Regions from separate parts of the Homo sapiens genome. Here region 1 is linked to region 2. Evidence: chromatin loops called from intact Hi-C (ENCODE). Cell type or tissue: ascending aorta. All regions are shown on one strand. Each heading gives the region's core, and the rest is flanking DNA. Links, peaks and the distances in the headings are about the cores only. Region 1 holds the start of LOC124902530. Region 2 has its middle 16 kb from the start of MIR3156-1.

Region 1 (11,986 bases), core at 2,855-5,354, 180 kb before region 2:
CCGATGTTTTCAGGTGCAGAGGGCTAGTTCAATGAAAAGGTGAGCAGGTCTCACCTGCCAGCTCCTGGGGACACCACGCCAGGGTCCGGATGCATGAGTTAGCCAGGCTGTAGTCCCAATGACGTCTCCCCCTCAGCAAAGTGAAGTGTGGTCCAGGACTTGTGGAGGGCACCCCACCAGGGCTGGTGGGGAGGCAGCTAGGAAGGAAAGGGCAGGAGCTCACTGAGAGGGCCTGGGGTGTGTGGGGAAAGGATGGATGTTAGCCTCTGGTTGAATGACCCGTGGAAAGCCACATCCTCCACAGGCTCCTGTCTGTGCAGCCAGACCCCAAACAGGCAGAGGAGACCAAAGTCAGAGGGAATCTTCCATTCTGCAGTCAGTCCTGACCCCGTAAGATTTGAGAGCTGAAAGGGATCTGGGGGGCAACTAGTGGGTCCACTCAACGTACAGAGTGGACGCTGAGGCCCAGCACAAGGAAGGTTGCCGCATAGGTTATGGCAGAATCTGGGCTGAAACATGGGCTTCCCGATCTCTGCTCTACCGCCCTGTCCACTCCAGTGTGCTGTTGTCTGTATTAGAGTCTGCAATAGAAATGACAACACTCTGCTCTGATGCTCTGTGCAGTCCACAGCCTGGTTTGACTGCACCTCATGAGGCGCAGGCCACAGCCTTCCCCCTCCTTGGCAGAGGAGAGATGAGGCTGCTGCAGGGATCTCCTGAGCTGGCCATCTGCAGGTCCCTTGCTCTGCTGCCCACCTCCCTGCCCTGTCTGGCCTCAGTGAGTCCTCTTGGCGATGTCTCCCTCCAGGTTCCAAGCCCTGCGTCTGACGATGCTGCAGCGCCTGGAGCAGCTGGTGGAGGCCAAGTAACTGGCCAACACCTGCCTCTTCCAAAGTCCCCAGCAGTGGCAGGTGTACACTGAGCCCTGGTTGCTGGCCCCGGCCGGTCACATTGACTGATGGCCACCGCCTGACGAATCGAGTGCCTGTGTGTCTACCTCTCTGAAGCCTGAGCACCATGATTCCCACAGCCAGCTCTTGGCTCCAAGATGAGCACCCACAGGAAGCCGACCCAGGCCTGAGGGGCCAGGAACTTGCTGGGTCAGATCTGTGTGGCCAGCCCTGTCCACACCATGCCTCTCCTGCACTGGAGAGCAGTGCTGGCCCAGCCCCTGCGGCTTAGGCTTCATCTGCTTGCACATTGCCTGTCCCAGAGCCCCTGTGGGTCCACAAGCCCCTGTCCTCTTCCTTCATATGAGATTCTTGTCTGCCCTCATATCACGCTGCCCCACAGGAATGCTGCTGGGAAAAGCAGGGCCTGCCAGCAGGTATGAGATCTAGCCTGCTTTCAGCCATCACCTTGCCACAGTGTCCCCGGCTTCTAAGCCTCCAATATCACCCTGTGAGCCTCGCACAGCTCAGCCCCAACACAGAGGTGAGACCAGGAATAAGGCCACAAGTATCTCACTTTCTCTGCAGAAATCAATCTTTACTTCATCAGAGAGACCTAAAGCGATTCTTACAAGGAGCTTGCTGCAAGAAACACGGTCATTCAATCACATTGAGGAGGGTCCACATGGCATTGAGAGGGTGCTGCCCGCTCAATGCCCAGCAGCAGCTCTGGAAGGCAGTGCTCAGCCCCATCACCACTGTCCCGTGGATGCCTGTGTACCTCTTGCCTTTTCTGGGCTTGCGTTTCTCTCCTCTAGTGGGTGGGGATGACTTTCAATGACTTTCAATACTTCCCCTGAAGGAAGAATGATAAGGAGAAATGTCTGTTTTGAGGAAAGGGCTTTGAATTCCCCAGATACTGAACAATTTGTGTTTGTGACTGATGGAGAATTTCAGGAATGAATGAGAAAGCCTTTGCGAAACTATGCAACAGTTTACATCAGTCATGTGAAGTATTTGTCTAAAACAGAGCAAACTGAAGACCAAATTATTCTCCTGTTGAGGTCCGTGGATGGCAGATTTAAAGGGAAGAACCACAAAGGCTTGCAAAGATAGGAGAGGCTCCATCTCTAATGCATGTAGAAGCTCCTTACGGGTGCCCATCAAGAGCATAGCTTGGAAGCCACCATGCTGTGCGGAACTGCGTCAGGGCAAATGTCACAGCAGGATTTCCCCAACCCAGCTCCATCATCACAGACACAGAGAGCTGCAGGGGAGGCCTGCCCACTGTTTTGTCGACTCTGCCCTCCTCTGGCAGCATAGATCCTTAGGTGCTCAATAAAGGTGTGCTGTATTGAACTGAAGAAGTGAGAACCAAGCTTTTTTTTTTTTTTTTGCTTTCTGTGCATCCACCCTGACCCCCGGCTCTAACTTCTGAAACTCTTATCCTAAAGGATGTGTGGCCATGTTTGGCAGAAGAGCCACAACTCGCTGCTCTAGGAGCCGACATGACTCCTTCATTTCTGTGCATGCCCTGGGGACTAGGGTGGAGCCTGAGGAGAGGCTGCCATGGAACACGCAGGCGTCACTGGTGGGAGCCTAGAGGTGACCTGGATGATGAGCAATAGAGTCACCCCGAGTCACAGAATCTTAGCATCAGGAGGGCCCCAAGAATCTTCCAGGCCAGGGGCTCAGGTGGGATGGAAGCAGGGCCTAGGAGAGGGTACAAAACAAATCAAACAGGAGCTCCCAGGTAATTGTACTCCCAAGCTATTATTTACAATCTCAGGTGGAGGACAGCTCCTGTCCCATTGTTCAGCTGTAACTGAGTGACTGCCTTGTGCCAGGCCTGTGCTCAGCCCTGGAGGCACAAAGATGGAGCCAGTCTGTCCTGTGTCTAGGGGTCTTCTCATCAGGAGAAGAAGGCCAGACACTGGAAGGGTCAAGAGATCAGCTGAGCAACGAACCGGCAAAGCTCCTGGGAGTGAGGTGGAGGCCAAGGCAGAGTTGGCTAAGAAGTGCATGTGGCGTCACAGGCCAAGATGCACCTGCCAGCTAGGAGCAGGCCAGGTCCTGGCACACAGGAAGCCAGTGGAGCAGGAGACCCTCCCTAAGTACCAGCCTGTTTGGTTGGTTGGTTTGCTTTTGAAAGTTATTACAATATTATTTAAGGCCTTTTCGGATAAGTTCACTTTTAAAGTAGGTGTTATCAATCTAATTTCTGAACGTTATGGGTCAGAAAAATCACTAGCAAGTGGCTCAGAAAAAGGGAAAAGGTACACTTCTGCAATCAGCTGAGGAGTTCACACCTTTTTTTCTAAATCAACATCATATTTGCTGTTCAGAGGCAATCTGAAAAGCTGCAAATTCAGCTCACCTCAACCCCATAATTTCAAACGTTAGAGGCTGGTCTCTGTGGTTTCCTACTGGTTCCTGTGGGGAGCTCCCGCTTTCTTTCTACATAGAGCTTAGGGTATTTCTCATATGCCCCATTGGCTACCTAGTGTCTCAGGTAATAAACGTATCCGAAGATAAAGCAAAGATTGCTATGGGAGAGTGTTGTCTCCTAAAATAGGACTGTCTTGCCAGGCCAGGCCTCAAGAACCAGAGAGAATAATAAACAGCACAGGATGAAATCAGCATGATTGCAAAAGGACTGGACTCAGGAAAAACAAGTTTGTTTGCCCAGAACAAATTACCAGAAGGGATCAAAAACATCTTGTTTTTCTTTGGTGATAACCATATGCTACCGGATTGGAATGTTTACCAGAAAATGGAATAAAGACCTTCCCACTGGCAAAATAGAGCCAGGGTTCACCCAGGATACATCTGGCCCCTTAGTCCCATGGAAACAAGGCCCAAAGCTTATCCAGTCTGACCAGATGATTTGTGGAGGAACCAGCCCTGCAAAATGTGTCCCGGGTGTGTAGGACGCAGGTGCCTTGCAGCTGCGGAGGGGCAGCGGGATATCCTTGCCAGGTGCAGTGGTGGGCAGCATCCCCCTGCCCTCAGTTCCTCAGTGGTGATCAGACAGGAAGCTTGGTCGATCAGAGCCAAGCAACTGAGTATAAAAACAGCCAGATGCATGGGCTATATTTAGGCCCTGAGAGCTGCGATTGTTTGGGATCAGGCTAGCTGCTCACGTGCCCTGCCTGAGACTCACGTTGTGCAGGGTAGGGCCCTGTGCCCTCCTGGTCAACTTTTAACAGAGATGTTTTCTCAGACCTAGGAATGGGAACTCCCAGGGTTTTCTTTCCCAGAGAGTCCAAAGGAAACAGAAAGCCAAGTCTCAGGCTTGGTGGAAAGAACCATTGTTCAGGATCCCTGGGCTGAGAGTTCTTGGTGGGAGACGGACCACTGTTGTTACCGCACATGAGCCACACCTATAACTGCCTTTCTGGCACTTGGGCTGGGGATCCATGTTGCCAAACACAGACCCAAGGCAGCAGTGCTCCCTGCTGAGACAGCGTGTGTGTGTGTGTGTGTGTGTGTGTGTGTGTGTGTCTGTGTGTGTGTGCGCAAGCCAGTGGTGTGCAGGGGACAAAGACATAGGAAAATGAAACTGTCTTGCCAGGATTTTTCTCACCCCAGAAGACTCTTTTTCCTGGAATGAACCCTTCAAATACCACTGGGCTCAGGGACACACTGGTCCCTGCTGGGTAGTTTCCCAGAGATGTCCCAGCCACTAAGGGATCTGGCCTCTCTTGGGCCAGAATCCCCAGAAATATGTGCAGAAAGATGCCCAGACTGTGTCCACCCCCTGCCTCCCACACCCTTGTTCCCTTTCTCCCTTGTGTTTTGTAAATATCATGCGTGACCATTTTCAATAATTTAATTTGCATAAAAATTGCCTAGAATCCCATTTGGGAGATAGACTGTTATAGAGAGGTTAATAGGCTCTGGAGCCAGGCTTTCTGATTTCAAAGTCTGGCTTTGCCACTTACAAATGTGCATGACCTTGGGCGAGTTTCTTGCCTCAGTTTTCTCATCTGTGAAATGGGGATTCTGTGTGGAAGAAAACAAAGTGCTTTCTACTATTCTCTCACTCAGCAGCAATAATCACAAAAGACTTCTGTGACCAAACGGGGTGAGGGATTCTCCCCACACACCAACCAAGCAATCATTTCTGCAGGGACACCAGCTGGGTGTCCTCTAATTCAGTTTTGACACTATCTACTTGGAGATGGCATCACCTCCCATAGGTTGAGGGCTCAGTCCCATAAGATGGTCTCCACCCTTCCCATTAGTTACAAGCCCTGGCCTCTGGAACTTGTGAACTACCCACTTCAAGTTGGGATTCTCGTGACCCCCTCCTTGGGTTAATTTGCAAGAGCGGTTCACAGAACTCAGCGAAACACATTTCCTGGTTTATTACAAATGATATTCCAAAGGATATAGAAAAAGAAATGCATATAGTGAGGTATGAAGGAAAGGGTGCGGAGCTTCCATACTCCTTCCCCTTTGCACCCCCCGACCCCAGGTGGCACCCTCCAGTAACATCCATGTGTTCAGGTATCCAGAAGCTCTCTGAACCCAGTCCTTTGGGAGCTTTTATGGAGACTTTGTAACACAGGCATGATTGATTAATCCATCAGCCATTGGTGATCCACTTCACCTTCAGTTGCCCTCCTCCCCAGATGTTGATGGGGTGGAGCTGAAATTGCCATCCTTCTAATCCTGCTGTGGTCTTTCCAGTGACCAGCCCCATCCTGAAGCTACCCAGGGGCTGCCAGGCATCAGTCAACTCATCAGCATATAAAAAGACATCACTTTGGAGATTCTAAGGATTTTAGAAGTTGTATGTCAGGAAACGGGGAGAAGATCAACTATGTATTTCACAATATCACAGGATAATAACAATTCCTATCTCTTACGGTTGGTGGGAGGTACATTAGTCAACTTTAATGCAATAATACCACCAAGAATCTCAGTGTTACAAGAGCATTTGTTTCTCTAACATTACGTGGGACCGTTGTGGTTACATGTGAGCTTCTGTGGCTCTGCTCCATGTGTCTTATCATCCTGGTTCCTAGACTAAAGGGGCAGCCCCTACTTGGGACATGCTATTCTCAAGGCAGAGGGAAAGAGCAGAGTCCTGGCAGAAACACAATGACTTGAAGTTTCTTCTGGGATGTGATGTACCCCTTGCATCCAGTCACATGCGGTCAGCCAATTCAAATCAGTGGTCAAGTCAACATCAGTGGGACAGGCATGTGGTTCACCAGGAGGCACCGGAGTCACACCACAAAGTGCAGGGACCAAAACCAGAGAAGGTGGAGCAAACCCTCAGGAATAATCATGCCTCAGGAATCTCACGTGAGATCCTCAAATGCTGCAAACAGTGCCTGGCACACAATAAGCACTCAATAAGTGTTAACTATTATTATACTAACAGCTAGGCTGAAGGCATAAAACCCTACCTGCTTTCTCTCCCTGTCTTTTTCCCATTCTCCTTTACCCTCCTCTCCTTCATATATTTTTCTGGCTCTCCCTCCTCTCCATCCTTACTGCCCAGGACTCTGTCCACACTTAGGGACACACACCCCTTTATTTCCTGACTTTCGTCTCTCTCTTTTTAAAAAATCCATCCTCGTTTACCCAATGCTTTAGTTGACATACCTCTGGCCCTTCTATGGCTGGCCCAGTTGTTTTCAGGTATAGGAAAAAGGGATAATCCATCTTTATGTAGACATTAAAGGAGTTAGTTTTAATTAGTAACTACCTTACTAACAAAATGGCTTTTTAAAAATTATCTTTTTATTTTAGTGTACATAGAGCAGACAGTCCCAACGGGTCATGTTTGCTCCTGACGCTTTTCCTAAACCATTTCTAGATCTCTGGCCATTGCCCTTTACCCCAAACTCTCCAACCACCAGCATCAACCAACTTATAACAATTTAATAATAAAAGTAACAACGACTCTCATTTCTTCTGTGTTATACATTGTGCTAAGTGCCTTACATTACCTCATTTAATCACTGCAATAGTCCAGATACTCTCTAGATTGCGAGTGGAGCTTCTTTGTCCAGACCTCATTCAGCTTTGTGCTTTGCCATATGCAGAGACAGCTCCCTACAGAGCAGAAAGCCCCAACTTAAGAGAATGAACCTATGACTTAGTTTAGCCTCCACCAACAAACCACTGTATTACTTCAGGCAGGTCAGCCTCTCTTGCTTCAGTTTACTGATTTGCAAGACAGATATGATAATCTGTGCTTCATGAGACTATGGTGAAGATGAATAACCAGAAGATAAGATGTAAAAGTACTTTGTAAACAATAAGGCATCTTATAAATTCATTCATTCAACAGCTATTTACTGAGTGTCTGTTCCCTGCTGAGCACTGTTTTCAGCACTGCAGACACAATAAAGAACTAAAGAGACAGATCATGAGAGGCATCGGGTGCCACTGCGAGGTCCTTGGCTTTGCTCTAATAAGTTGGGAAGCCTTTGAAGGTTTTGAACAAATGAATGACATGATCTAACTTAGGTTTAAGAGGATTACTCTGGGGCCGTGAATAGACTGTAGGGCAACCCGTCTGGAAGCCAATATAATAATCCAGAAGGTGGATGAAGGTGGCTTGGTGGTTATAGCAGTGGAAGTGTTGAAAGTGGCTTGATAATGAATATATTTTAACGATGAAGCCGACAGAATTTGTGGATAAATCACAGGTGAATTTTGGATGAAAAAAAGAAGAGACAACAGTGACATCAAGGTTTTTGGCTTGAGCAACTGGAAAGATGATGGGATCTTCACCCATCCCTGGGAAGAAGACTGTTGCAAGAACAGGTTAGGTAGATATCAGGAATTCATTTGGGGGGTATGTTAGGTTTGGGATGTCCATTACACATGCAAATGCAGCTCTTGAGTAATCAGTTCGATATACAAGTCTAAAGTTCAATAACATTTATGTCCCACAGTCAGACTGGAGTTACCAATGCGGGAGTCTTCAGCATGCAGCAATAGCATTGGAAGCCAAAAGGCGGAGGAGCTCCCCAGGGAGTGGGGGAACACGGAGGTCAGCTGGTCAGATGACTGAGCACGGCCAGGATGGCTGAGGAGGAGCCTGGAAGGAATAAGAACAAAGAGAGATCATTACTAATGAGCAACAAAAGGGGTGTGTTGAAATCAGACTTTGGAGCCACAAAGAACCATTCCAATTCTGGGTCGTCCGCTTACACACGGTGAACGGAGCACATTTCTTCTCTGAGCCTTGGTTCCTTTCCTGTAAATGGAGTATAACCACTCCCATCTTGCAGGAGCTTTTTGGTGATAATTAAGGTGACTTCGTGAAAAGTACCAGGGTCTCAAAAATCTCAAAATTTGTGGAAAGTATGCAGTTTCTAGGTTGGAGAGGCTAGAGTTTGGTTTCAAAAGCCTCGACCACACACAGGGGCGGTTACAGCTCTTGAGGTCCCGGGGGTCACAGGACGCCTTCCGAGTTGGGGGGAGGAGAAAACAAAACCACAGGAAGAAACGAACAACGCTTTCGGGTGGGCCCGGGACCATAGAGGGTCGCTCCGCCACTTTCCTAGAGCGACCGCGGCGGCGCCAGAGCGCGGCGAGGCCCTCACTTCCGGCGGCGCGGGAGGCGCCCAGCGAGCCAGAGTGGTGGCTGGTCCCGCGCGGTGAGTGGGATTGGGGCACTTGGGGCGCTCGGGGCCTGCGTCGGATACTCGGGTCCGCTCGGGAGCGCGCTGGCCGCAACGAGGGCGGCGCGGGCCCGGGCGATGGCGTGGCTTGCGTCTCCCGCCTCCGGGCAGGGCCTGGCCGCCGGGCGGGGGCGGGAGGGCCACGCGGGCCCAGGGTGGGGCCGCGGCCTGCGCGGCGGGCGGGCCGGGTCAATGAGGAGCGGCCGGCGGAGTGCTGGGAACGGGAGGCTTGGACTGGGGGCCCGGGCGAGGCGCGGCCCGCGGCGGGTGGAACTGGGCGGGTGAGCAGCAGCCCCGGCCCCTTCCGTCGCTCGGAGCGTTCGAGGACTAGATACGTGGAACAAATGCTTAGGCAGCACAGGGCTGCTCTGAGCGGTTTTCAGATTCAGACTCATTGCAACTTCTAACATCTTGATGGTGTTGCCACTTTATCATTACCCTCCCCATTTTACGAGGAAACTGAGGCACATTCCAGTTAGCTGGGTGTGCAAGAACAGCAGCTTCTGTCACTCAGGTTTAACTTCGTGCTTGCCCCTGCTGGGGAGCTATGCAAAGCACGGGTCGCCGCGCTGGACTGAGCAATGGAAGATGTGGCTGCCACTAAGAGTACAGGCTCTGGAGTCAAACTGCTAGGGTCTGGGAACCCGGCCAGTGCCTTCTAGCATTGTGCCCTCGTTTCCTTAACTTAAAACGGAAATAACTGCATAAAGGTGCCAGGAGAATTAAAGAGCTAGCACAGAATCAAGTTACACAGTGTCTGGCACATACTAGTATGATTGCCTCATCCGTAGGTGGATTTGACAGTCTGAGTTTCTGACTAGATCTGACTTCCATTGTATTAAATGCGTGTGCTTTTATGTATAATGACCATTATAGTTATTAAAAAAAAAAAAAAGCAACACCAACACCATGTACCTAACACAATGTCTCCTGTGTGGTAGATGTTCTGTAAATATTTGCTTAAGTTAAGGAGTGGGTAGTCCTAACTGTAATCTTGTGTTATATGCGGCTTACTCTTACGCTGACCATAATTACAGCTGATGTAATTATTAAATATCCAGATAAAGTCCTGGACCTAAAGTCTCAATTATACAATAAGATGAAAGGAAGGCAAGAAAAATTATGTTTTTGTTTTCATTTATTTGCTTTATATGTTTGTATGCAAAGAAACCCAGAATAATTGTTTCTATTTTAAATTCCACATTCTGACACAAGATAATGAAAAATAGTTCCAATAATTTTATTGCTTTTGAAGTTCTAGATTTTCCGACATTGCCACCTATGTGGGGTTTGTAGGGGTTTTTGTTGGTTTGTTTTGGCCGTTATTTTAAATAGCCACAAGTCAGCCTTATAAATAAATAAAATCATTTGAAATTTTGAATTTTGCAGCATTTGGGTATTCTAAAAATTCCATCCTAGTTTTACATGTAAACTCATTTTCTCCCCCCTCTCCTTTTCTTGTGTCCTACCTACCATGCGTTTTCTACTCAGTTTCATTCCACTTTCTGGTAAAAGTTCTTTTGCAGTTTTTCTGTCTCCGAAAACAGTACTTTCGTTTTGGGTTTTCAACAAATTGCTTTCTTGGATCATTAGGATCTATAAAAACCAATAATAAAGCGTGTCTTCATAGACTAAGTAAACCTACCACTCCCTGTAGAGAAGTTTCAATTTTCAAAACACTTTATGCTACAGAATTAGAGCTAAACTGTCATCTAGAGCTATGGAAATCGAATGCTAAATACAGATAAACAGGAATATATCATAAAGTAGTGTAATTTGTCATTTCTTATTCATTTGGATACCTTAGGCAGTTACTAGTTAGTAGAAGTTTAACATGGAACTAAATATTAAAGCATAGTAATGTTCTGTTACACAAATTTTGATTGTCTTTTGGAGTTACTCCATTCCCATTAAGATTTACCTTATCTCCACTTTTTAGTTCTTCAAAATTATGTACTCATTTGGTAATGCTTGGAAGATTTATATTTCACCTGATCACTTTTAATTTGTCTTGTCCCAATAGACAGAAACTCCAGTGGTAAACTCAGTCAAAATTTGGTGATATTTGTTAAGCTTAAACTCTGGAATTGTTAGAATTACTTTGCAAGTATTTCCCCCAAATTTCCCCCCATATTATCTTTGTTTGCATTTATACTTTTTAAATTTAAACATGAATGCAATTTTGGTGGGTTGAAGAGATATTAAAATTGAATAGTTAACAGATATCTGTAATTTTTTTTCTGATCATCTCTAAATTTTTTTTCCTTCTACACACAGAAAATTCTGAGCTGTACACCTCTAGGAAATGAAACACTAGTTCAGAAGAAGCCTGTAAACTCTCTTACAAATACATTTGGTTATTCACCATGAGGTTAGCAAAGCCTAAAGCGGGTATTTCTCGGAGCTCAAGCCAAGGAAAGGCCTATGAGAACAAGCGCAAAACAGGCCGGCAGCGGCAGAAGTGGGGCATGACTATTCGATTTGACTCAAGCTTCAGTAGACTCAGAAGAAGCTTGGATGACAAACCCTATAAATGTACTGAATGTGAAAAGAGTTTCAGTCAGAGTTCAACTCTTTTTCAACACCAGAAGATCCATACTGGAAAGAAATCCCATAAATGTGCTGATTGTGGGAAAAGTTTCTTTCAGAGTTCTAATCTCATTCAGCATCGACGGATCCATACGGGGGAAAAGCCCTACAAATGTGATGAGTGTGGAGAAAGCTTCAAACAGAGCTCAAATCTCATTCAGCACCAGAGAATTCATACTGGAGAAAAACCCTATCAGTGTGATGAGTGTGGCCGGTGTTTCAGCCAGAGCTCCCACCTTATTCAACATCAGAGAACCCACACTGGGGAGAAACCCTACCAGTGCAGTGAATGTGGCAAATGTTTCAGTCAGAGCTCTCATCTGAGGCAGCACATGAAGGTGCATAAAGAAGAGAAGCCTCGTAAAACCCGGGGCAAAAATATCAGGGTGAAGACTCACTTACCCTCTTGGAAAGCTGGTACAGGAAGGAAGTCTGTGGCTGGTCTCCGTTAAGTATAGGGCTTTTTGACAGCTTTTTGAGACCTCTTAAGAAAAAATAAAAAGTAAAAAATGAAAGGAATCTTTTTTAGAAATAGAGATGCTTTATAGTAGATCACTTAAATACTGGATCTTTTGCTAGTGTGAAAACATTGGGAATTTAATGACATTATTGAGCTGAAAGAAATTACATGAGTCCAGCTACCCTCATTTCTTTTTTATGTGACATGGAGCACAAAGAACTGAAAATATGTTTTGAGGGAGCATGACATCCTTGACCTCATTTGAAATTACTTCCATTTTCAAAAACCATCATGTTTTGTAGATACATTTTGAGAAAAACCATCATGTTTTGAGGATACATTTGTGAAAGTGCAGGCATGCCAATGACTACTCAGTTTTAGGACTTTCTGTGGAA
Region 2 (11,986 bases), core at 4,282-6,781:
TTAGTGATTGTTAAAATATGCTGTCCTTTATATCCCAAAGTACTAATATATTTTATTTCTATCTCCTCCTCAAGACAGATTCAACTAGCCTATCAATATTCTTGGGTGCAGTTCCTTCTCATGAAAGAGCAAGGGAACTTAAAAAATATCACTGTGAACAACTTACAGCAAAAATAAAACAAATGAAAAATAAGTTTTGGGTACTACAAAAGGAACTATCAGAAGCAAAAATAAAATTGCAGTAAGTGAATCAAAAGGTTAAATGGGAACAAGAGCTCTGCAGTGTGAGGTATGACATCCTAGTTTTAAATAAATATTTCAACTATTTATACTAAAATTATGTAGGATACTTTTTGTAATAGCTGACTTACCTTCTGAGGTTTAACTGCAGAAAAAAACCTGTCTTGTAGAGTGTCAAATTCCTTTAAATAATACAAGTTCTTAACTTTGAATACTTCTACTGATAATTAAATGCATATTTATTTAAATCACAATTTTAATGACTATATAGAAGGCCATTATTTGGAAATCCCATTATTTACTTAACAAATTAATTTTTTTGATTTTTAATTTTTTGTATTATAAGTGCTGCAAGGCATAACTGCAAGTAAATATTTTTCTACCTTTCTAATTATTGATTTGGAATAAATTCTTCAATATAAAAATATTTGGTTAAATTATAGGAAGTTTTAAAAAGTTCTTTGTTCATTACTTCCAAATTGTTCTCAAGAAAATTTATATTCATTTACAGTTCAACAAAGAGAGTGTGAAACGGCCATTCCTCTCCCCCCAAGAATCAATTTCCTTTAATTGTACACTTTTAATCTTAATGTGTATGGAATATAAGGAAAATACTTGTTTATATTTTTAATCTTTTCCTTTCAGAACTGTGATAACTAAAAGTGCTTGTTACAATGTCTCAACTTATAATTTATAAATATAATTCTTAAAATTATATTTTTAAAAATAGAATATCTATAGAATATTCTCAGGAAAAAGGAAATGAAAGGGCTTTGGGAAATTTTATCTGTCTAAATATAAGCAGCACTAATATTGGGGGAACTGGCCAGCAGCCCGCAATGCAACAGGGCTCCTTCTTTGTTCCCAGGCGGATTGGCAGGTTGAGAAATAAAAGACACACACAAGATAGTGAAAGCTGTGTCCAGGGGGGTCACCACCTTCTGGTCCTGTGATGCCGCCAATGCACTGGATATACCAGCATTTATTATTAAGTTTAGTGAGGGTGGGGATAGGTTAGTGAGGGATTTATGGTCATTTGATTATGAGGTGAGATGGTCACGAGGGTGAAGTAATTTAACATAACATCAGTATGCAGAAGTACAGCATACAGAGATAAGAATTTACAATATAGTGTGTGCATCAGCAATTTCTAACAGAGCCTTAAAACAGAAACACAGTCTTTCCATAACCTATGATTAGCAAGATATTAATCAGCAGTAACAGTTGCAGCAAAAGCTGGTTGCAAACAATCCATAGAAACAGGACGTGAAGCTAGACAACTGGTTAGACCACAAATTCTCAGAAGGGAGTATGCTTTAACCCTAAAGAGGCCTAGAAGAGCCGAGGCAAGATAAGGGCATTTATAGCCCCATCTTATCCATATAAACAGGCGCCCCTCATGCGTTCGCTTATAGGCTCTCCACAAGAGTCACATTCCATTCCCAGAGCTATGAACATCTGCTTTTCTGGGATAGGAATCATGGTGATGTGAAACCTCCCTGACTGCATATCCGTTCATAGGCTCTCTGCAGGGGGAAGCGTATCACGCACTGTTGGCTTATTCTGGCAGTCCAACCTGGCATTGTCTTTACACAATCCTGCATGCAATTTTGTATTTACAATAATCAGGAGTATTTCACCTTTTATTCCAAAGCAATAGTTTCAAGGGGTCTCCCTACACACTAAGGCTTCTAGTATGGGGTCTTGTATAGGTTAGACATCAGGGTGTAAATCAAATTTTTGTATGTAGTCAAAGTGATTAATCTTTTATTTTATGCTTTTGCATGTGTTGTAATCCAGGGAAAGTTTGTTTCAATTCTGAAGCTCTTAAAAATTCTCTAGTCATTTCTTTTTTACTTTCATGAATTCATTGTGTTCAAATAAATGTTTGAACTTTGGGGAATTTATGCTCTATAGCATTTGAAGTTTTGATTCAATGGTTCTTCAACTGATACCTACTTACAGAAACCCTTTCAGTGGATAAATGTAAAAATTATTCTTTAAGAGGAACCATGATATCCCATTTTATTGAGTGCTAGCTAAAAATTTATTTTATTTAGGTTTCTCATGCTTATGAAAATGAAAATGATCTCTTACATGAAAATGGCATGTTGAAAAAGGAAATTGCCATGCTAAAACTGCAAATTGGACATACTAAAACATCAGCACCAGGAGAAGGAAAATAAATACTTTGAGGACATTAAGATTTTAAGAGAAAAGAATGCTGAACTTCAAATGACCCTAAAACTGAAAGAGAAAACATTAACAAAAAGGGCACCTCAGTATAGTGGGCAGCTTAAAGTTCTGATAGCTAAGAACACAATGCTCACTTCTAAATTGAAGGAAAAACAAGACAAAGAAATACTGGAGAAAGAAATTGAATCATACCATTCTAGACTAGCTTCTGCTATACAAGACCAAGATAAAGTGTGACATCAAGAAAAAACCAAGAACTTGCTTTCCACAGTGCTCATTTGCAAGGAAAAATGAATGTTGATGTGAATAATATATAACAATGAGAAGCTTCATCAACCACTTTCTGAAGCTCAAAGGGAATCCAAAAGTCTAAAAATTAATTTCAATTATGCAGGAGACGCTCAAAGAGAAAATACATAGGTTTTAGAACATGCACAAAGAGACCTAAGTGAAACATAGTGTCAAATGAAGAAAGCTGAACACATGTATCAAAACAAACAAGATAATGTGACCAAGCACACTGAACAGCAGGAGTCTGGAGCAGAAATTATTTCAACTACAAAGCAAAAACATGTGGCTTCCACAGCAATTAGTTCAGGTGCATAAGAAAGCTGATAACAAAAGCAAGATAATAATATTCAGTTTTGAGAGGAAAACGCAACATCACCTCCTAAAAGAGAAAAATGAGGAGATATTTAATAACTGTAACCATTTAAAATAATGTTTATACCAATATGAAAAACAGAAAGCTGAAAGAGAAGTATCAAAAAAAATAAATATTTTTCAACCTTCCTGAAAGAAAATTTAAAGTCATATTTGGCCTTAGATAAATGCTGAATCTAGTTTAATATAGATAATAAATATATTTACCATGTCAGCTTAGAAACATGGCTTATTTCCACCAAATGCAAGTTAAAGCTGAGAGATGTTTTACTTTAAGACATTGTGTCACTTATGAAATTTTAAGAATTTAAGTTAAAGGTTTTTAATAGATTAACATTAATGACATTGGCTTATACTGCTGAAATAAAGGTTTTTTTTTTTTTTTTTTTTTTTTTGAGACGGAGTCTCGCTCTGTCGCCCAGGCCGGACTGTGGACTGCAGTGGCGCAATCTCGGCTCAGTGCAAGCTCCGCTTCCCGGGTTCACGCCATTCTCCTGCCTCAGCCTCCCGAGTAGCTGGGACTACAGGCGCCCGCCACCGCGCCCGGCTAATTTTTTGTATTTTTAGTAGAGACGGGGTTTCACCTTGTTAGCCAGGATGGTCTCGATCTCCTGACCTCATGATCCACCCGCCTCGGCCTCCCAAAGTGCTGGGATTACAGGCGTGAGCCACCGCACCCGGCCAATAAAGGTTTTAATATCTCTTTGTGGCCACATTTTATGACCACGATGAAACAGATAAATGGGAATGCCCATATCAGCAATGAGTATTTTGAAATTGATTCAACAATTTACTTTGACAGTTAATTCTAAATTTTCCAGAGGAACTGAAGTGTATTTGAAGTATATTTTGAAGTGTACATTTCTGCATCTTGTAATACTACTTTTTCAGTAACTTTTTGTATATTTTAGTTGGTAGAATTTTATTTTCATTTATGTCAATTTGACTTAAATCTGAACATATCTGAATCTCAAATTATGTATTGTTATGACAACTTAATTTTTTAAAGCCATCTGTGTTTTATTAAATAATAGCTTAGGACAAATGTAGTGGATTTTAGCAATATCAAATTTGATTTAATCATCCCACTGGTATTTATAATTTACTTTGAATATTGTTACAAATAATTTGCTCATAATTTCTATTTCAAGGCTCAAAGACTGTCATGTGGATAGAACTTTGTCCCAGAGAAAGATCATTGTAGCTATCTGTGATTTATTAGCTTTGCATTGGATCCCCATTTTTCAATTCATGGGGGGTGGCAGGGTTCATGTATAGTACAAAAAAAGTGAGTAGAGGAGAGAAACTTAGCAGCTGCGGTCAGGAGGGATGTGGAGACCAGGTTACCTAGGGCCTCTAAAGCCTTTGAAACAAAAATACTTTTATTCTGAGATAGAAACCTGTTGGAAAAATTTCACCAGGTGATTGAGTATGTGAGGAACTTTGATGTTGATTTGTGCTTCAATAAAAAAGAAGGAAAGCATTCCACAGCATAGAATTTACCACCACTAGTCCTGCCCACATATTTTCTTGAGACTTCAGTAAGTTGTGAAGCATTACAGATTCATTAGGGGACAAATGACTAGTGGGATGAATCTGGTGTCTAGTAAGAGAGTACCAGTTTGGCAGGAAGATAATACCTTCTTGTGTCCTTAAGTGGATTCAGTAATAAGCAGGAATGTGTACACATAAAGAAAATAAGCTGAACCAATATATTTGGTGATATTTTTGAAAGTAAATATTGTTAATTTGATAAGGTGATTTACAAATCAATAACAAACATGTCAGGTCACTGTGAGACAACTTCAAAAAAAATTGGCTGATCTCAATAAACAATGTGTGTCTGAGGCTTCACTAGAAGCTGCATCACATTACCACATTAATCTCAAAGTTGAGGTACAGGATTTAATGAAAAAATGATTTCGAATTGAAAGTCAAGTATGTATTAAAAGTAACATGCCAACAGTGAATCTATAGCTGGTGAAATTATATAAATTGTTTTATGATACTAATCTCCATGGGGAGACTTCTTTTATATGTTCATTATAATTAGTTGTATTACAATTTTATTATCATTATAATGTGCTTATTTTTAAAACTGTGGCTATAATTCTGCAATGTTTTTCTTATGATTAAAAATTTTCTCATAATATCTGCCCTCAAGAAGGTTAAAAATTATACATCATTTATCCCACAAGTTGAGAGACTATTCTTCGGATAAACAGTATTTTTCAGTGATTTATGTTGCCATGGTGAGGCAAGCGTTATTTAATCAGAGAAGAATGTTTAATGGAATATTCCAGAAAATTATCTGTCTGAGAGGCTGCCTTAAATACTTCCTAAAATGCTTGCTGAAAAGTCCGGCAAGATGAATATGACTTGGAGGCTGGGTGGCAGGCCGGTTTTTTGGAGGCCGGCCTAGAGCCTGCCTGCATGGGAGTCTGGTCGAATGACAAGTCTTCTGGCAGGGGGAGAGGCTTGCTGGAACGCTGATCGAAATGCTGGCTGCATGGAAGGCCGGTCTTCAGGCTGGCTGGCTGGCTAGGAGGCTGACATAGAGGCTTGCTGGGAGATTTGCCAAGAACCCGGGTGAGAGGCGGCCGACTAGGAGGCTGGCGGAGAGTCCGTGTGAGAGGGTACCTCAAATTCTTGCTAATTTTGCTTGCTGAGGGCCTGGTAGGCTGAGTCCGGCTAAGAGCCTGGTTGTACCAGGCTCGCTTGTTAGGAGGCTGGCTACAAGATCCCGTGAAAGCCTCACGGCTCTACTCAACAAATTTCTCTAGAAAGAGGCCGGAGTGTACAAGGGCTTCACTAGACCACACTTTTTACTGATGTTGGGCCGGATGTGGTGGCGATTAAGGGCAAGGGCGAGCGGCGGGGGCTGGGGCTGGGGCTGGGGCTGGGGCTGGGGAAGGGCGAGTGAGAGGAGCGGCCTCTCTCTTAAAAGGTGGCTGCAGCCATGCAGAGGCTTTCTGCCACTGCTGTCAAGGGCGTGACAAGCCTGGAGTGCCAGAGAGCCTTCACTCAGCTGGTCTACCACCAAAGACTCTTAAGTCATCCACTATAGGGATATCAGAAAGATGCACAGAGCTGCCTCCCGGGGCCACGCCTGGAAGCTTGCAGGGGATGATGTGAAGACGAGGACCATCGACCTGAACATAAAAGATGCGAAGAAGAGGCGCCGTGCCCTGCCTGAGCTGGGGCTGCAGGAGGAGGTGACAGCTGTGGGAGGATCGCCCCTTCAGCGTGGGGTGTGGTGGGTGTCCCCGGGACAAAGGCAGCAGGTGGAAGAGTGGGTCGGCAGCGGGGCAGAAATCTTGGGCCCCGGTATCTGGGCCTTCTTCCTGGGCAGGCCCCCAGTCCTGGGATGGGGGCGCCCTGCAGGGCACAGGGACAAGGCCTGCAGGGCAGAGGGACAAGGCCACCTTAAAATCAACCTCAAACTTTGGCTGCCTTCTCCTTCACTCCCACTGAGGCTGTTGGAAACGCTGGCTGCAAGGGAGGCTGGTTTTGAGGCTGGCTAGTCAGGAGGCCGCCTAAGAGGCTCTCTAAGAGGCGTACTGGGAGGCTGGCCACGCCATTGGTGGCATGGGAGGCTGATTCTGAAGCTGGTTGGCTAAGCGGCTGGCTAACAGACTTACCTAGAGGCTGGCTGGAAGGCTGGCCAAGGCGCGGGCTGCATGGGAGGCTGGTGTACTGAAGGACTCTCTTGAAAAGTAGCATAGAGGCTTGCTGAGAGGCTGGCTCACTGGGAGGCTGGCCTAGAGCCTGTGGGAGAGGCTTTCTGTCTGAGAGGCTGCCATAAACGCTTGCTAAAAGGCCTGCTGAGATCCTGGCAGGCTGAATCTGGCTAAGAGTCGGAATGCAAGTCTGGCTTGTTAGGAGGCTGGCCTAGAAGCTGGCTGCATGGGAGGCTAACCAAGAGGCTGGCGAGGAAACTGGCAGAGTGGCAGATTGTCTGGCTGTGCAAGAGGCTTGCTGGATGGCTGTTAAAAACGCTGGCTGCATGGGAGGTTGGTCTGGAAGCTGATTGTCTGGGAGATTCGCTTAGAGACTTTCTGAAAGGCTGGATCGGAGGCTGGCTGTCTAGGAGGCTGGCCAAGAGCCTGCGGGAGAGGCTGTGTGAGAGGCTGCCTTAAATGCTTCCTAAAACGCTTGCTGAAGAGTCCGGCAAGATGAATGTGACTTGGAGGCCTGGTGGCAGGCCGGTTTTTTGGAGGCTGGCCTAGAGCCTGGCTGCATGGGAGGCTAATCAAATCACGAGTCTTCTGGCAGGGGAAGAGGGTTGCTGGAATGCTGTTCGGAATGCTGGCTGCATGGGAGGCCAGTCTTCAGGCTGGCTGGCTAGGAGGCTGACACAGAGGCTTGCTAGGAGGCTTGCCAAGAATTAGTTCAACCATCGAGGAAGGAAGTGTGTTGACTCCTCAAAGATCTAGAAGCAGAAAGACCATTGACCCAGCAATCCCATTGCTAGGTATATATCCAAAATAATATAAATCATTATATTATAAAGAGACATGCACATGTATGTTCACTGCAGCACTATTCACAACAGCAAAGACATGAAATCTACCAAAATGCCCATCAATGTTAGACTGGATAAAGAAAATTTGGTACATGTGCACGATGGACTATCATGCAGGCCTAAAAAGAAACAAGATCATGTCCTCTGCAAAGACATGGATGGAGCTGGAAGCCATGATCCTCAGAAAACTAATGCAGGAACAGAAAATCAAACAACACGTATTCTCACTTATAAGTGGGAGCTGAATGATGAGAACACACAGATCCATGAGGGGTAACAACACACAATGGGACCTGTTGTGGGGGCAGGAGGAGGGAGAGCATCAGGAAGAATAGCTAATCAATACTGGGCGTAATATCTGAGTGATGGGTTGATCTGTGCAGCAAACCACTATGACACACGTTTACCTATGTAATGAACCTGCACATCCTGTACATGGACCCCAGAACTTAAAAGCTGAAGAAAAAAAAAATAAAGAAACTTTAGTGCTGTCCAGGGATGCACACTGAACAGAAAAAATGGCCTTGTGATTTGCTTTATAATATTCCTGTAAAGATAGATGAACAGATAGATGAACAAAATGTAGGACAATCTTGATCACAGAAATTGAATAATGGGTATTTTAGTGTTACTTTTACTATTTTCTCTACTTTTGAATAGGTATACAAATTGTAATTAAAAGATAAAAATAAATATATTAATCCCTGCTTTGAAACCACATACAAACAGTACTCTGAAAAGATTCAAGCAATTTACATGGTACTATATGGATCTCCCTCGCACCTCTGTATGTAACATTTAAATATTTTGCAACTGGCCAGGCACGATGGCCCATGCCTGTAATCCCAGCACTCTGGGAGGCGAAGGCAGGTGGACCACCTGAGGTCAGGAGTTCAAGACCAGCCTGGTCAACATGGTGAAACCCTGCAGGAGAATTACTTGAGCCCGGGAGGCGGAGTCTGCAGTGAGCCAAGATGGCGCCACTGCTCCAGCCTGGGTGACAAGAGCAAGACTCCATCTCAAAAAATATAAATATAAATAAAATAAAAGATCTTCTTTCTTAAATTCTTACTTCATGTTATTAGCACCAAATCTGAAGGGCTCCATTACAGAAACTCTTTGAAATAAGAAACAAATGTATTTTTGAGAAACCACACAAGATGTAGTAATTATCATAGCTGTTAAAAGAAATGTGCTCATAAACAAATAACAGTAAAGGATTAGAGGCTTTCGGTCACACCAGGAAGTGATATTAATTATAATTCTTCTGTTAATTCTGAAAGAAAATATATAAACCTACTTCTAACAAACTTCCCATAAAACAAAACAACAACAAAACTCTTGGAGTTGAGAATGAACAGCAGAAGTTCTAGAAAAGCAGAAGTTCTAGAAGTTCTAGATAGCAAGCAACTGTGGAACACAGCGCACTGCCTTCTGCACTGCCCAGTTTCTGGCACCTGACTCACAGGTGCCAAATGGCTGCAGGATTACGACGTTGGAAGTAGTGAATATTTCCTCAATACTTGCAGTGGTTCATAGCAATGAAAAATCTAAGATTTCCTCTCTGCCTTTCAGGAGCTTTAAGGGAAGCAGCAAATACTACTAGCTTCTCACAAGTGGTTACGTTCCAAGATCCACCTAAAGCCATGAGCAGTACAAAGAGAGCCAAGCTTTTATTGTTTACAAGTAAATGATTAATAAACTGTTATTAATAAAATATTGTTTTAGCTATAATAGCCAAAATATTTTCCAATGGCCATATTATGTGAGCAAAATAACTCGACAGTCTCCTCCTTCTATGAGAAAGATGTAAGCTTGCTTGGTGGCAAGGGTCAATGATTCTATTAGGTTTAGCTGATTCTTTATCTTTTTTTGTTAGGGGCAGGGTCTTACTCAGTTGCCCAGGCTGGAGTGCAGTAGCCTCAAACTCCTGGGCTCAGGCAATCCTCCCATCTCAGCCTTCCGAGCAGCTGGGACCACAAGCACATGCCACCACACTTGGCTAATTGTTAATGCTTTTGCAGAGATGGGGCCTCACTCTGTTGCCTAGGCTGGTCTCAAACTCCTGGCCTAAAGCCATCCTCCTGCCTCGGCCTCTCAAAGTGCTGGGATTCCAGGTTTGAGTCACTGTGTCCAGCCAGGTTTAGCAGGTTCTTTTTACCATGCTCAATTTCCAAAAAAACACAGGAGGGCAGAGGTGAGGCCTCTTATGCAGATCCTTCTTCTCAGGTGTCATCTCCTCACGAATCCTAGTGACATCACAGTGGTATCTCTAATGATAAACAATGTTCACCACCTGACCTATTTTATTGCATGACTTAAAAATATAATGATTTGAAAAGTGGGAGAGACTCTTTATTGATCACTGGCTGATTTATAATCAAGTATTAGGGGAGATCAAATATCACAAAAAGTAATGAGGAGTAGAAACTTAAAATTTTCAATTTTTTCAATATATGAATTTTTAGAGACTTAAAGTAGTATAAATAGTTAAAAACTAAGTACATGAATCCTGCAAGTAACATACAAACAGTGACCTAAGTTTGTAGTTGCCAAATGAGTTGCACCTAAAACCTGGTCTTTGAAGACTCAGTGAGTGCCACGCACCCCACTTCAAATCCATAGGGATATAAAACGTCTGACACATGCTGAATATGGTAACGACATGACATAATAAGTAATTAGAAGCTCCCAAAGGGGTTCTAGCACAGAATGAGCGCTAAATAAATAAATAATAAAAACAAGAAAAATGCTTAGTACCTTAATAAAGTAGTAAATAATAAAAAATGACAATGATAATAACAAGGAAGATGCTTAGTACCTTAAAGATACCTGACAGTTATTTGTTAAGTGGACAAGTGGATAAATAAATAAAAAACATTTTTTAGGAAATTCTGTTGGAAAAAATGCAGAAATTCAATAGGGACAGCTCTACTGTATTATGAGCACCTTAAAGACCCAGACTATGTGTATTCCATCTTTGTCTCCTGCAACTTGCAAAACCTAACTTATCGTTTGATAATTTATCCTTTGATAAATATATAATAAAGATGTGCTCATACAGTTCATATTGTACCATGCATTGTGTCACATTTAGATATCACAGTAGCATTTTTGTTATTGTGAAAAATGTTTGTAATTTTATTATAATTTGTTGAGCCTAGAGTTAAGCTATTTGAATACTTATAATGATAATATTTTGGCTATTAGAAACAGAGTATCTTGTTGTAACAAAATTACTATTAACACGCTAATTATCCAGCAGATAGAACAACATATCTTGTTCTAATGAAGTAAATATATCTTATTTGGTTTCAGCTTGGAATGAAGTTGATAATAGTGAGACCTTGTTGGTACAAGACTATGTAACACAACCTGCACTTCTCAACAAAAAATTGCTTTTCTGACTTCTGCACTCAGTAGGTATCTTTGGAAAATAATCTCCTATTGGTACTGAGGCACCCTGGCTAAGTTTTGTAATTCTTGTTGACATTTGTTCGTGGTGCCAGAAAAGTATTATTAAGTATTATTAACTATTCTAAAGATAGTTACTTTTCTTTAAGACAGAGTCTCGCTCTGTCACCCAGGCTGGAGTGCAGTGGCATAATCTCGGCTCACTGCAAGCTCCACCTCCCGGGTTCATGCCATTCTCCTGTCTCAGCCTCCCGAGTAGCTGGAACTACAGGTACCCACCACCAAGCCCAGCTAATTTTTTTGTATTTTTAGTAGAGACAGGGTTTCACCATGTTAGCCAGGATGGTCTCAATCTCCTAACCTTGTGATCCACCCACCTCGGCCTTCCAAAGTCCTGGGATTACAGGCGTGAGCCACTGCGCCTGGCCAAGATAGTTACTTTCTTAGTGACACAAGTCACTATGTCACAAAGTTGATCCTTGAATAAGGGTTTTCACTGTAGGAGCCCACTAACAGACAGATTTTTCTTTTCCTTTGGCACTGCAAGATAGCAAGACAAATCTCTCCTCTGCCTCCTCATCAGACTACTCAATGTGAAGGCAATAAGAATGAAAACCTTTATGTATAATAATTCACTTCCACTTAATAAATAGTGAATATATTTTTTCCTCCTTGTAACAGTTTTCCTCGAGTTCACTTTATTGTAAGAATACAGTATATAGTACATATAAAATCGAAACTATGTGTTAATTGACTATGCTTTCAGTAAGGCTCCAGGTCAACAGTGGACTATTAGTAAAGGTTTGGAGGAGTCAAAAGAAACAGATTTTCATATGAAGCAGATTTTCAGCTGCATGGGGGATCAGCACCCTAACTCTCATATTGCACAAGACTCCATTGTAATTAATTCTCATTTACTAAATGCAAACCGTTTATTGTAAAAATTAA

The links. Hi-C counts contacts between places; a loop is a spot of excess contacts. Peaks named below come from ENCODE experiments on the same cell type or tissue, not always from the same donor. Only the 100,000 strongest peaks of a DNase experiment are listed, where the experiment ranks them.
Region 1: a loop joins it to region 2, with 6 times the contacts of the local background. A loop is called at or near these places in 2 of 110 quality-filtered maps.

What each region holds. Positions count from the first base shown.
Region 1 is chr10:44,992,461-45,004,446 of GRCh38, forward strand. RASSF4 (Ras association domain family member 4) reads left to right here. Exons shown (of 11, transcript NM_032023.4): 11 at 809-3,431. The coding sequence ends at 869. It overlaps LOC124902530, which reads left to right and starts at 1,576. Exons shown (of 3, transcript XM_047426129.1): 1 at 1,576-1,711; 2 at 2,345-2,481; 3 at 8,320-9,923. The coding sequence starts at 1,576. The coding sequence ends at 8,949. ZNF22-AS1 (ZNF22 antisense RNA 1) reads right to left here and starts at 8,343. Exons shown (of 4, transcript NR_126421.2): 1 at 8,070-8,343; 2 at 7,826-7,956; 3 at 6,857-6,962; 4 at 1,472-1,746. It overlaps ZNF22 (zinc finger protein 22), which reads left to right and starts at 8,463. Exons shown (of 2, transcript NM_006963.5): 1 at 8,463-8,518; 2 at 10,820-11,986. The coding sequence starts at 10,909. The coding sequence ends at 11,583. RefSeq lists enhancers at 1-264, 8,579-9,079 and a silencer at 8,503-8,852. In ascending aorta, for the core only: no CTCF peak of the experiment used is centred there; DNase peaks (open chromatin) are centred at 4,011 and 4,321; H3K4me3 peaks cover 1,270 bases; H3K27ac peaks cover 2,500 bases.
Region 2 is chr10:45,174,342-45,186,327 of GRCh38, forward strand. It overlaps the pseudogene ANKRD30BP3. Among named protein-coding and RNA genes, the nearest start is that of MIR3156-1, 16 kb to the left of the region's middle. In ascending aorta, for the core only: no CTCF peak of the experiment used is centred there; a DNase peak (open chromatin) is centred at 5,560; H3K4me3 peaks cover 1,282 bases; H3K27ac peaks cover 1,980 bases.